4 separate regions of the Homo sapiens genome follow, and regions 1, 3 and 4 are each linked to region 2. Evidence: chromatin contacts called from ENCODE Hi-C data. All regions are on one chromosome and are shown on one strand. Each heading gives the region's core, a stretch centred on a gene start or an enhancer-like site at or near the end of the contact. The rest is flanking DNA. Distances are from core to core; before and after follow the strand shown. Region 1 holds the start of CDADC1 (cytidine and dCMP deaminase domain containing 1). Region 2 holds the start of DLEU2 (deleted in lymphocytic leukemia 2). Region 3 overlaps LOC107984568 (a long non-coding RNA gene). Region 4 holds the start of PHF11 (PHD finger protein 11).

Region 1 (3,010 bases), core at 1-2,500, 880 kb before region 2:
TATCTTCTTTGGTGAAATGACTATTCAAGTCTTTGATCCATTTTCTAACTGGACTGTTTACTTACTCTGAGTTTATATGGTTCTTTATATATTCTGGATATGAGTCCTTTGTTGGATACATGCTTTGCAAATATTTTCTCCTAGTCCATGGCCTGTCTTTAAACCTTAGTGTTAATTGCCATGAAGGCACTGTCAACAAAGTCTACACTTCAGGAAAGGTGCAGAATGGAGTTCTCTGGATATAGTCAAATCACCTGAAGAGCTTTACCCTCAGAACAGGCGAACTAGAAAAAATTCTACAAGCCAAAGAAATAAATAGCAAGCTGAAAGATAGATCTGAAGAAATTAGCCAGAATGTGGCTCAGAGAAACAAAATGATGCAATATTTTAAAAATAATAATTTAGAACCTCAGAAGGTTTAACCTATGCCTAATAGGAATTCCAGGAGGAGAGTCTAGAGTAATGTTGTCCAATACAGTAGTAGCCAATAGCCACATGTCACTACTTAAAATGTAAATTAATTAAAACTAAATGAAGTTAAAAATGCAGTTCCTTGGTTGTACTGGCCACATTTCAGATGCTCAATAGCCACATGTGGCTGGTGGCTACCATATTGGACAGTGCAGATATAGAATACTACAGGAAATCCTACTGGACAGTGCTGATCTAGGTCATAAAACAAGTCTGAACAAATTTCAAAGAACTGGTATGATACAGATGTTTTGTGGAAATAAACTAGACATTAGAAATTAAAAACAAAATAACTCCTACTGCCTCCTCTCACCTTTTTCCCCATTACAATTCCACCTCTTAATGTCTTCATGTTCTTGATGAGAAGCAGAACGTCCCTACTGTGTTCCATGGCACCAAGTTCCCCAGAACCCGCCAGTCTCTGATGACAGAACATCCTGGACCGCCCAGCTCCACACCCCAACCCAAGAAGTTCTCTAAAACACTGACCATGACAGCCTGGGGTAGGTTTCCACTTTAACATTCTGACCAAAATTCTCAACTCGATGCAGTCAGAGTCTGCGCAACCTGGGACCTCGAGCCAAGAAATCCTCAAGTGACCTTACTTGGCAAAACCAACAAAACAACCAAATACAGGTCTCAAGCGATTTACAGCTCGGTGCTTAACTCGGTCACCGGCCGAGGGGCAGCCCTCTGGCGCCAAAGCCCCGCCTCTCTATGACGTCACACGAGGAGCCCTGAAGTGGCGGTCAAGCTTGAGGCGTCATCTGGCTGCGCCTAGTGGGCCGTTGCCTTACAGTTGCTGAGAGGAGGCGAGAGGCGGGGGCGCTAGGGCCGAGATCATGTCTGACTGGGAGAGGTTTCCTTGGCAGCAGAGGACGCTAGGTTTGGGATGAAAGAAGCTGGGCAGATGCAAAATCTGGAGAGCGCGAGGGCCGGGCGGTCAGTCAGCACCCAGACTGGCAGCATGACCGGTGAGTGTCCGGGACCCTGCTCCCGCCACCCTACCTTTCGCTCTGCCCTGTGCGTCTCCCGTCATTGAACTCCAGATTCCTTGTCTGAGCCTCTTTGCCTCCCCTGCTGCTTTTGGATGTCTCCTGCCCGCCCTCTGCGTGTCCCCTCCGCGGTCGCCAGGACCAATCGGCTCGGTCGCACTGGCTTTTGAAGTCTCGCTTTTTACCCCTGTTAGCTACTTCTCACAGGACCTAGAGCTGGGGCCTCTGAGGTCAAAGAGCCTGAACATTTCCAAACGGCGCTTTTGCCTTGATTTCCAAATTAACCGCACGTGACGCTTTCCTGTATTTCGACTGCTTTACCGTCGAAGGTCAGCGCATTTTTCGGGTTGTGTTCTAATCGCTTTCCTTTTAGCAACGCCCCATCACAGTCCAAAGAAAAGCTTGCACCACGACGACGTCAGATGCGAAGACTTTTCACAGCTTGCTTTGGGTTGTCCCCCTCAGCTATGTGTATTAGCTGTACCGTTTTTTCCTGCAGGGTGAGGGCTGGAGAAAGAAGGCTCAACTTTTTAAGTGGAGAAGGAGGTAGCCACGACTAAGGCTGAAGCGTCTACTGCTAAGATACCTCTGACTCTCTTGTCCCCTATCTTTTTCTGTGCCTCTTGCGAAAGCAGCTGGGCTTAGGCTGCAGCACCTAAGTGGCATTGAGATTGGCTCCCTTTTTCACCATTAGTAACAAAGTTTAAAGTGTTTGTCGTCTCTTTTGTAGGTCAGATACCAAGGCTTTCTAAAGTCAACCTTTTCACTCTGCTCAGCCTCTGGATGGAGCTCTTTCCAGCAGAAGCCCAGCGGCAAAAATCTCAGGTATAATTTGTTTCATAGTTTTTCCCCTTAGAAAAGCAGTGGTTTAAAATCTGAGTTTATTGCTCCAGTTTCTGTCATACCTAAAACCAAACTTAACAAGGCTTAAGATTTAAAAAATATCTTTATTGATTAACATGACACTTTATAATTCCCAGCCGTAATAAGTCATCTTCCATTCTAAAAATACTTTCTGAGAATACCATGTTTATCGGGTACTAATGGTATTCATATGTCAGTTCGGCTAATAAGATTATTGTCTATACCACATAATTTCCCCCAATTATATATACTGTTGGTGTTTTATCTAGGTAGTTTACTCCTCTGCCACAGAAATATATAAATTGCCTGGAGATAGAGACCATGTCTTATTTTACCTAGCATATACCCTTTAGAGTCTAGCATTATATGAGTGCTAATTGATTAATGTTGGATGGAAGTAGTCTCTTTTTGGATCTTGAAAGACAGGATCAAAACAGATTAGAAATGGGCTGTGTGCAGTGGCTCACGCCTGTAATCCTAGCACTTTGTGAGGCTGAGGTGGGTGGATCACCTGAGGTCAGGAGTTCAAAACCAGCCTGGGCAACATAGTGAAACCCCATCTCTATTAAACATACAAAAATTAGCCAGGAGTGGTGGTATCCGCCTGTAGTCCCAGTTACGCGGGAGGCTGAGGCATGAGAATCGCTTGAACGAATCGTTGGAGGTTACAGTGAGCTGAG
Region 2 (2,862 bases), core at 76-2,575:
CCCCTCGGGAGCGCAGAGTTGCGGGGGGCCGGCACCAGCCTCCGCCCTGCGCCGCCCGCTCACACAATGGGACGCGTCGGGAGGGGGCGGCCGCGGCTCCCATTCCGGTCCCAGGGCGGGGACTCCGGGCGGCGGGAGAAGCAGTCGGGCTGGGGCCAGAAGGAAAACCCCTCTCTCCCTCTGCCCACTCAAACTGCGAAAGGGCTCCAGCCGGCGGTGCCAGGGGCTGGGGAGCAGCTGGGGAGGGAGCGGAAGTGCCACCCCCTGCAGTCAAGGGTGGTGACGTCACCCCTGCAGCCAGCCTGTAGCGGGGGTGTCTGTACATCACATGACCCGGCCCCCCTCTCCCCGCCGAAGCCCGCGCGCGCGCTCTCTCCCCCAGCCCCGACTCCCACCTCTCCCCCGCCCCCTCTCCCCAACTTTCGCCCTCCCCGCTCCGGCACCGCTGTCAACAGCGCCAGCTCCGCCCCCTCCCCGCGCCCTGTGGAACCGCCACGGCGGCGCGGCGGGCGCTCGCGCTCAGGTCCGAGGCTCCGAGAAGCGAGCGTGCCCCGGTTCCACCCTGCCCCCCAGCTCAGTGCTTGCTGGCTGCGTGGGCACCAGAGCCAGGGGGCACGGCGGCGTGCAGCGACAGCGCTTCTCTGCTCCATCCTCCCACAGCAGTTAGAGGACGAAGCTGAGGCGCCGGGTCCGAGCTCGGAGGGAGCGAGGCGCATGCAGCGGCCTCCGGGCCCTGACGCGTAGCCTCCGGGGGTCGGCCCACGGGCGAGAGAAGCAGCCGGGAGCCCCTCCTCGACCCCAGCAAGGCGGCCCGCGCCTCCGCTCTCCCTACCGCCCGGGTGGCGCACGCCAGTCCTCCGTCTTTGGCTGCGGCGCAGGCACCGGCCATACGACGAGGGGCCAGGCGGGGACCGCCTCCTTGAGCCCCCTCGGCCACCCCTGCCGTGTGGACTGCTGGGGTTGCAGATTTGCTGGCTGTTGCTGCAGCGCCTCGTTCTATTTTTCCTCTCAGTTCCCTTCTAAAAGTGGAGGCTCGGGGGAGGAAAAAGAAAGCCCACAGTGTTGAAAGGGGCGGTACGGACTGACCTGTCAACGGCGGAGGAGGAAGACCCCCGTTCGGGGCGAGCTCTCGAGCCCGCGCAGGGATCGGAGCTCTGGGCTCGCGCGGAAAGGCACGGCGGCAGCTGTGCCTCAGCCAGGTGTCCCCCCTCGGCGGGGCCCGCGCCGCCGCGCCCGCCCCCTCCCCCGGCGCAGCGCTCCCCGCCCCATCGCCGGGGACCAGGGAACCCCCCGGCTCGATTTTTTGTGCAGTTTCAGCAAAGCTCCGAGGAAGTTGGTCCTTTTGTTCCACTATTTATAGATTGCGTCAACATTGCGAAAAGGAGAAGGCGGAGCGGTGGCCCCTCCCCCTCCCCTCCCCCCGCCGGCTCCTGGGAGAGAAAAGCCCCAGCACACGACCTAAGTACACAGCGCGCCAGCCGCCCGCCCGCGGCCTTCTGCTCCCCGCTTCTTCCCCCTCCCAGCCGGGGCCCGAACGCTGCCAACCCCGTCACGTGCCCGCCCGGGAAAACCAGCTCCCCGGGGCTCCGCGCCGCCCGCCAGGCTTCGTGGCGGCGGCGGCGGCAGCGGCCTCACCCAGCTCGTGGGCTCGGGCCGCGGCTCAGGCGTCACGCATAGCGTGGGCACCCACGCCCTCGCCACCCGACGAGGATCTCGGGCTCCGCGACCTGTGGGAGTGCTGCGGGGCGTCCCGCACTTCCGCCCTCTCTCGTCTCCGGCTCCCCAGTCGCCGCCCCGCTCGCCGAGTGTGCGCGCATTCGGGCCTCGCCTCGGAGCCGGGAGGCTGTCCTGTCCCCAGGCCCCTCGCGCGGCCGCTCTTCCAGGCATTGCGGTGCTAGCCCCCTCTCCCGCGCACGACTGGGGAGGGCAGAGGTGTGAGGGATGCGGGGGTGGCTCGCAGCCGTTCGCGGGCAGGCGGGCGGAGCGCGGGAAGCGCGGTGCGGGCGTTCCATGGCGCACCCAGACGCTCTCCCTCCTCCGCAGGTGCAGCGGGGCGTTGCGCGAGCTCGAGTCCCCCTTCCCGGACAGCTAGGGAGAAGGGAGTTTGCAGACCGGAGCTACAGTTGGAAGAATATAGTTTTTGAGAAGTTACTGGAAGTTAGATGTGAGACAAAAACAGACGAACTTTCCTTCAAAGCCTTATGACGAAATGATAGGCCTTGCCATACCCTTGAAATGAAACTGAGCTCCCTACCGGCCTAAAGCCGCTGTTCCTGAGCTTCATGTAAACAAGGAGGGCGGTAAACACCAGAGGAAGGCCTTACAACAATACCAAGTGCAAGTAGCTCATTTGAGTGTTATTTATCTTAGCAGCTTCCCTGAGTGATTTATGTATATTGCAGTTTAACTTTACAGGGTGGGAATAAAATAATTTGGCTTCTCAGCTCACTGGCGGAAGAAACTAGAGCTGAGCTGGGACGAGGGCAAGAAGCGCGTCGCACCTTTCCTGGCAGCTGAACAGTGTGATGAACAGTCTGGAAGGGTTATGTTATTACTTAAGGGGTTTGGGGAAACCGTTCCCGCGCACAGACCCTCATTCGGGCCAACTGCAGGCCGTGGGGGACTCTTCAAGGACTCGCGCAACCCGAGCCGAGCTTCCTGGCTGGGCACTGGGCTCAGCCAGTGCTGAGAGCGCTTTCGCTGGGCCAGTCAAGACAGCAATAAGTTTGCCTCTATTTGGGAAACCTTTCCAGGCTTGCCTGCCCTCTTTTAAGAGGGAGACTAGGTGGTGGGATCGTCAGCTGCCAATGTGTGCACTCGTTCTAAAGAAGGCGAGAGGAAGTAAAGCGAACCTGTGCAGTG
Region 3 (2,940 bases), core at 13-2,512, 560 kb after region 2:
TATGCTTGACACTGCTCAGCCTGCTTACAAATAGGGTTCTTGCTATAGCAATCAAAATAACCACACAAGGCAAGTAAAAGGCACAGACCAGAGTCTGGGGAGGTTCTGAGTGGGGCTGATTTTAGCACACAGAAGGGAATGAGACAACCACAGCCACCGCAATGGGCCGGGAGGAAGGAAGGCTACTGTGGGTCACCAAGAGAAACACTTCCTTCCATTGTCTGGCTATACAGGCTCAGATGAAAATAAAAATAGGTGGACATTGAAGATATGCATGTGTACATCTTGAGCCAGACTCACACAGAGAATCCACTGGGGCTGGAGGCCATAAAGAAATAATTCAGGGCATTTTGGCCCAGTGAAAATGGGACTTAAGAAGCCATGTACAAGTCAAAGACCCAAGGAGGTGGGCGGATTAAACCCTAAGCATGCTCTAAGACATCTGGAGAAGAGTTTCACAGTCCATGGGTCTCAGGTTCTCAGCCTGAGAACCATATAATAAAAATAGTGTGGTAGAAGACACGGGGCAAAGCATGGGGGCACTATCAAATACTCTTTCATAAATGCTGGCAAAAAATGGAAAGCCATGTTTCTAAAAGATTCTCAAACTCTTACCCTATTTCCCTAAGATTTGTTGATAGTCCAGAGAGGGCTATTAAGGGATCTTGCATTCTTCTCAGGCACTTTTTTTCTTCCAGTTAAAAAAAAATTGTATCTTGGAAAATATCAACTATGAATACAAAAATATGCGTAGTAGTTGAATGTATCCCTGTGTACCCACCAATCACCTTCAACAATGATCAACTCACAGCCAATCTTACTTCATCTGGACCCACTGTCTCACTCCCATATTATTTGGAAACAAATTACAGATAATATGTAATTTTATCTAAAATGTTTCATATTGTATTTTTAAAAAATAAGGACTCTTTATAGAAACATAACTATCCATTCTGAAGCTTAGAAAGTTAGAATTCTGTCTTGCCATCAAATAGCCAGTAAATGTTCAAATTTCCAGCCTTTTACATCTAATCATGTCTTCCTCATGGTTCCCTTCAGACCTGCTTTACGCCCATCCAGAGAAAAAAACCAAAGCAGACTTATACAAGCAAAGAAGCTCTGATACCCTGGCCCTTTGGTTTCCACTCTATAGTAATGTAACAAACACATGATATGCCAGGAACAGAGAGCTGACCCCCAAATTGCAGGCAAGCACACTGGCAACATAAAGAGAAAGTAACTGACAAATCTCTAATTCTGGAAGACGCCCAGAGCAGCTGGGCCTGAAGCCAGGAGCTTAACAAGTTTCCATTGTTATTGGCAGCTGACAAATTTAGAAGCAGACAGGGGAACTTCTTATCATGGGGAATTTTGTTAGCTGAGGCTATATGCGTTTAAAAAGCACAATCAACCTGTAGTGAGTTGAGGGATTAAACATGATTTTTCTCAACTTAAATGACCCCTCTCCCTAAATTAAGCTGCCTATTTAGCGCCCTTAATAAATACATAGATAATTTAAACCATGTGGCAGCAAATTGAACACACGGGCTTTTTGAACTATGTATTTTCTTTCTCATGTTGGAACACTTCCCTCGAGAAAAATCTCAGGTCTCATGATTATGGAAAAGAAAGATCTGTGTATCTTTCTGATTAAGCGTCTCAGGATACACACATACATGTTGATCAAGTGTTTTCTTCTTTCTTGGCTAAAGTGAAGCATATGCTTCTGAGAAAAGTGTTCCATCGACACTTCTTTGGCGGCTGCCTGGTCTATTTGTCAACAAAACAAAATGTGAAAGGGTTTTATTTCTATAAAAGTAATTACATTTCAAAGCAGCTTGTCATTATATACCATGTGGCATTACATTGAACCAAGATACAATTTTCTGCCTGATTGTTAGAAGTAACAATCTGTATTCACAAGTCAGTAAAATACTCAAATGTGTATCTTCTCTGTTGCTTGATTGGGAAAAATAATACTCCCAGCTTGAACACCTTGAGGTTGGGACCACATGATTGGACATGCTGGTTTTAGGATCTCTGTATTAATCTACTGATTCAAAATACAGCTCCCACCAAAAACAAATCACTATTTACTTTAATATTAGGAATCTTGATTTTGAGCCAAAAAAGGTTCAAAAAGTGACAAAGGTTTTTAAAAATGATTTCTGTATGATTTTCCCCTCTCTTTTAAATAAATGAGTGCCTCAACTTTTAGCTACATTACAACTTGCTTTTGCCTCTTTCATGTGTGTCCCAAAAATGTTCATAAGCACTTCAGTGTTCATGGGCCCGTGAGACTCATCTGGTCTCCTCATCTTCTCTGTGGTTAGAGTACTTTCTGAGACAGTTCTCACCACAGATTCTCAGAGATAAAGTCTGCAGCTTCTTTTTGGTTCCCTGCTTTTAACCTCTCCGTTATTAAGCAAAGAGTCTTAAACAAAATTCCGTAATAGAACACATCTTTTTCATTTTCACCCCCAAATCTTTTTTTCCAACTTTTACTTTAGATACAGTGGATACATGTGCAGTTTTCTTAGACGGGTATATTGCGCTCAGGTAGTCAGCATAGTACCCAGTAGGTACTTTTTCTACCCATACCACCCTCAATTCCTCCTCCCTCTAGTAGTCCATAGTGTCTATTGTTCCCATGTTTATGTCTGTGGGTGCTCAATGTTGCGCTCTCTCCTATAAGTGAGAACTGGGGTATTGGTTTTCTGTTCCTGCATTAATTCACTTAGGATTATGGCCTCCAACTCCATCCATGTTGCTGCAAAGAACATGATTTCATTCTTTTTTTATGGTTGCATAGTATTCCATGGAATATGTGTACCGCAATTGCTTTAGTCAATCCACCACTGATGGGCAACTAGGTTGATTCCATGTCTTTGCTATTGTGAATAGCATGGCAATGAATATACGAGTGCATATGTCTTTTTG
Region 4 (2,901 bases), core at 383-2,882, 630 kb before region 2:
ACATACAGGCATGCATCTCTGTATTCTTTCGGCATAATCTGTGTCCTCCAGGGTTTGTTTCTTTGTTTCCCCTGTATGTTTGTTTTGGTCGTTCACATTATAGGCTTTCCTCAGAGTTAATGGTCTTGGTAGTCTACTCATATTTAAGTGTGGAACACCAAAAAGCTTACTATAAGCTGAGAGTGTGGTAAAGGGCTCTTTGTTTTACTATGACCTACCTGAGCTATCTTGCTGGGGAACACCCTAATGTCAGTCTCTTTATAAAGGGCCTTTCATTTTGGCCTGGCAAGAAATACTCTTTCATCCTCCTGCATGGAGGGCAAAAAAAAATTTAAAAATTGGCTGCTAGGGTCTGTCTGCTCACTTCCCTGTTTTGCAGACCCCACACTCTTCTGCAATTCATTTCATAGTTGTCAAGACTATACAAATTGTCCTTTTTAATGTTCTCTCTTCTGCTATCCCTAGTTGGCAGTCTTCCTCTTTACAACCTGCTGAAAGTGGAAGACCTCCAGTTTTCCTTTAATTCCTCAGCAAACCACCAACTATTATATGTCTTTTTTCCAGAACAACTTATTTTTTAACTATAATTATATGCATTTATGTTAGATTCACTGAAAACCTCATCTTGTATGGTGCTCTGTACCCTATGGGTGCTAAATAAAGGCTTGCTACTGGCAACTGGATTTAGGATCGGCTAATTCTGCGTCCTTTTAAGATATGCTTATTTAAGCCAAACTCGGTATGATAATTTTTTTTTTTTTTTTTTTTTTTTTGAGAGGGAGTCTGGCTCTGTCGCCTAGGCAGGAGTGCAGTGGCGCGATCTTGGCTCACTGCAACCCCCGCCTCCCGGGTTCAAGCGATTCTCCTGCCTCAGACTCCCGAGTAGCTGGGATTACAGGCGCCCGCCACCAAGCCCGGCTAATTTTTGTATTTTTAGTAGAGACGGGGTTTCACCATGTTGACCAGGCTGGTCTCGAACTCCTGACCTCGTGATTCGCCCACCTCGGCCTCCCAAAGTCCTGGAACTACAGGCGTGAGCCACCGCGCCCACCCGGCCAGTATGATAGTTTTTAGGAGGAACCCTCAGGAGAGTGATTGTTTCTCCCGCTGTGTTGTGGGGGGTGGAGTAGGGAAGCCTGGCGTTTGGGGTTTTTTTGTTTGTTTGTTTTTTGTGTGTGTTTGTTTGTTTGTTTGTTTTGAGACGGAGTCCCGCTCTGTAGCCCAGGCTGGAGTGTAGTGGCGCGATCTCGGCTCACTGCAAGCCCCGCCTCCCGATTCAAGCGATTCTCATGCCTCAGTGTCTGGAGTAGCTGGGATTACAGGCACCCGCCACCATGCCCAGCTAATTTTTGTATTTTTAGTAGAGACGGGGTTTCACCATGTTGGTTAGGCTGGTGTTGAACTCCTGACCTCGTGATCCGCCCTCCTCGGCCTCCCAAAGTGCTGGGATTACAGGCGTGAGCCACTGCTCCCGGCGTTTGGGTTTTTTAAGCTATTCAAATTAAGACTAGACTGGAATCTGGAGCAGTGTGTGTGACAACCCCTCTCTGCACACCCAACTTTCCCCGGGCCGGCTAGTGACTCAAAGCGACAGCCCAGATTTAAGAAAACGAAACCTAGTGCAGCTGGGGCACTTCCGGGATCTCGCTATCCGGCCGCCACCCGCAGCTGCAGCACAGTCATGGCCCAGGCGTCGCCGCCCCGGCCCGAGAGGGTGCTCGGCGCCAGCAGCCCGGAGGCCCGGCCCGCGCAGGAGGCGCTCCTCCTTCCCACCGGTGTGTACCGCGGGGGCGGGCGGGCGGGCGGGCGGGGCTGGGCAGCGACGGGCCCGGTCAAGGGGCCTGCCTTCCGGTCGTGGCCGCATGGGGGCCCGACCTGCCCCTACTCCGGGCCGGGGCCCTAGACGCCGGGGCGGCGCTGGACGAACTTGGCTCACCACTCGCGTGCCTGTTGGTGGGGGAGGGGGCCAGAGGACAGGGCGCGGCCCAGGCCAGTTCCACAGGTGGCTCTGACTGCCCATGGTTTCGCGCGAGTGGTGGGCACGCTTCGGTTTACCTCCCCCGCGGGTGACAGCCCAGTGCTTCCACCACAACCGATGTCAACTCTCCTAGCGCCCCTCCGCTCACCGGTAAACCAGGACAGTGGAGGGGCGCCCTGATGCGGTGAGGCAGGGGGCGGCCCTGAGGGAAGAGCTGGGTCTCACGTTCACGGAGGACGTGACTGGAACCCGTCTCCCCTTCTCCAGTCGTTCCAGTCCTCCCCGGCCCTCTACTTGAGTGGGTGGGTCTTCTGATGGGTTCCTGCCCTTGCGTGTGTGTATAGCTCCAAACGGTGTGCCAGGCTCAGGGCAAGGTCCTGAGCATACAAAGATGAGTTAGGCAGACCCTGCCCTAGAGACTCTACTAGGCAACTTTAATGAGGAGGTCAGAACCACAGAGGTACAGATGAGAGACTCCTGACTCCCAGTCTTCAGGGAAAGCTTTTTGAGGAGAGGATGGCTGGGCTTACCCTTTTTTTTTTTTTTTTTTTTTGAGAGGAGTTTCACTCTTGTTGCCCAGGCTGGAGTGCAAAGGCGCTATCTCGGCCCACTGCAACCTCTGCCTCCCGGGTTCAAGCGATTCTCCTGCCTCAGCCTCCCGAGTGGATGGGATTACAGGCATGTGCCACCACGCCCAGCTAATTTTGTATTTTTAGTAGAGAGGGTTTCTCCATGTTTCATGGGCTTACCTTTAAAGGGCAAGACTCAGCCAAAGGTGGAAAAGTTGAAGGGGTGTTCCCAGCAGAGAGGATGACACAAAGGCACCAAACCACAAAACGTCACACGTAAACATCATACGTGGCAACCACAAGCCAATCAGTTGGATATTTCATTCATTGGTATACATATGGACTGTAAGGTAA

Evidence for each region. Hi-C counts contacts between places; a loop is a spot of excess contacts on that map. Pooled maps may share reads with other maps.
Region 1: a loop to region 2 is called in a map of sigmoid colon, with 5 times the contacts of the local background. The contact joins the promoter of CDADC1 here to the promoter of DLEU2 in region 2. A Hi-C loop is called at or near these places in 2 of 168 maps with a recorded cell type or tissue (naive thymus-derived CD4-positive, alpha-beta T cell and sigmoid colon) and 12 of 50 pooled maps.
Region 3: a map of endothelial cell of umbilical vein shows a loop between it and region 2 (2.1-fold over the local background). The contact joins the enhancer-like site here to the promoter of DLEU2 in region 2. A Hi-C loop is called at or near these places in 5 of 168 maps with a recorded cell type or tissue (PC-9, chondrocyte, endothelial cell of umbilical vein and 2 more) and 8 of 50 pooled maps.
Region 4: a map of naive thymus-derived CD4-positive, alpha-beta T cell shows a loop between it and region 2 (8-fold over the local background). The contact joins the promoter of PHF11 here to the promoter of DLEU2 in region 2. A Hi-C loop is called at or near these places in 3 of 168 maps with a recorded cell type or tissue (CD4-positive, alpha-beta memory T cell and naive thymus-derived CD4-positive, alpha-beta T cell) and 10 of 50 pooled maps.

The regions. Positions count from the first base shown.
Region 1 is chr13:49,246,675-49,249,684 of GRCh38, forward strand. It overlaps CDADC1 (cytidine and dCMP deaminase domain containing 1), which reads left to right and starts at 1,251. Exons shown (of 10, transcript NM_030911.4): 1 at 1,251-1,445; 2 at 2,197-2,291. The coding sequence starts at 1,364. It overlaps LOC105370203 (a long non-coding RNA gene), which reads right to left and starts at 1,166. Exons shown (of 2, transcript NR_135318.1): 1 at 961-1,166. RefSeq lists enhancers at 1,112-1,674, 1,144-1,373.
Region 2 is chr13:50,124,216-50,127,077 of GRCh38, forward strand. It overlaps DLEU2 (deleted in lymphocytic leukemia 2), which reads right to left and starts at 1,326. Exons shown (of 14, transcript NR_152566.1): 1 at 1,087-1,326. All of the region lies in intron 2 of DLEU1 (deleted in lymphocytic leukemia 1), which reads left to right. RefSeq lists silencers at 1-298, 379-888, 1,209-1,418, 1,449-1,778 and an enhancer at 1,447-2,157.
Region 3 is chr13:50,684,434-50,687,373 of GRCh38, forward strand. All of the region lies in intron 2 of LOC107984568 (a long non-coding RNA gene), which reads right to left. Among named protein-coding and RNA genes, the nearest start is that of DLEU7-AS1, 120 kb to the right of the region's middle. Within about 2 kb of position 1,263, at least 9 of the 41 ENCODE cell types and tissues checked have a DNase peak (open chromatin) inside an H3K27ac peak, as active enhancers do; they include endothelial cell of umbilical vein, heart left ventricle and heart right ventricle, where a contact is called at or near this core.
Region 4 is chr13:49,494,321-49,497,221 of GRCh38, forward strand. It overlaps PHF11 (PHD finger protein 11), which reads left to right and starts at 1,633. Exons shown (of 10, transcript NM_001040443.3): 1 at 1,633-1,775. The coding sequence starts at 1,682. All of the region lies in intron 12 of SETDB2-PHF11 (SETDB2-PHF11 readthrough), which reads left to right. SETDB2 (SET domain bifurcated histone lysine methyltransferase 2) reads left to right here. Exons shown (of 14, transcript NM_001160308.3): 14 at 1-683. RefSeq lists enhancers at 439-1,124, 1,435-1,674, 2,165-2,214 and a silencer at 1,695-1,974.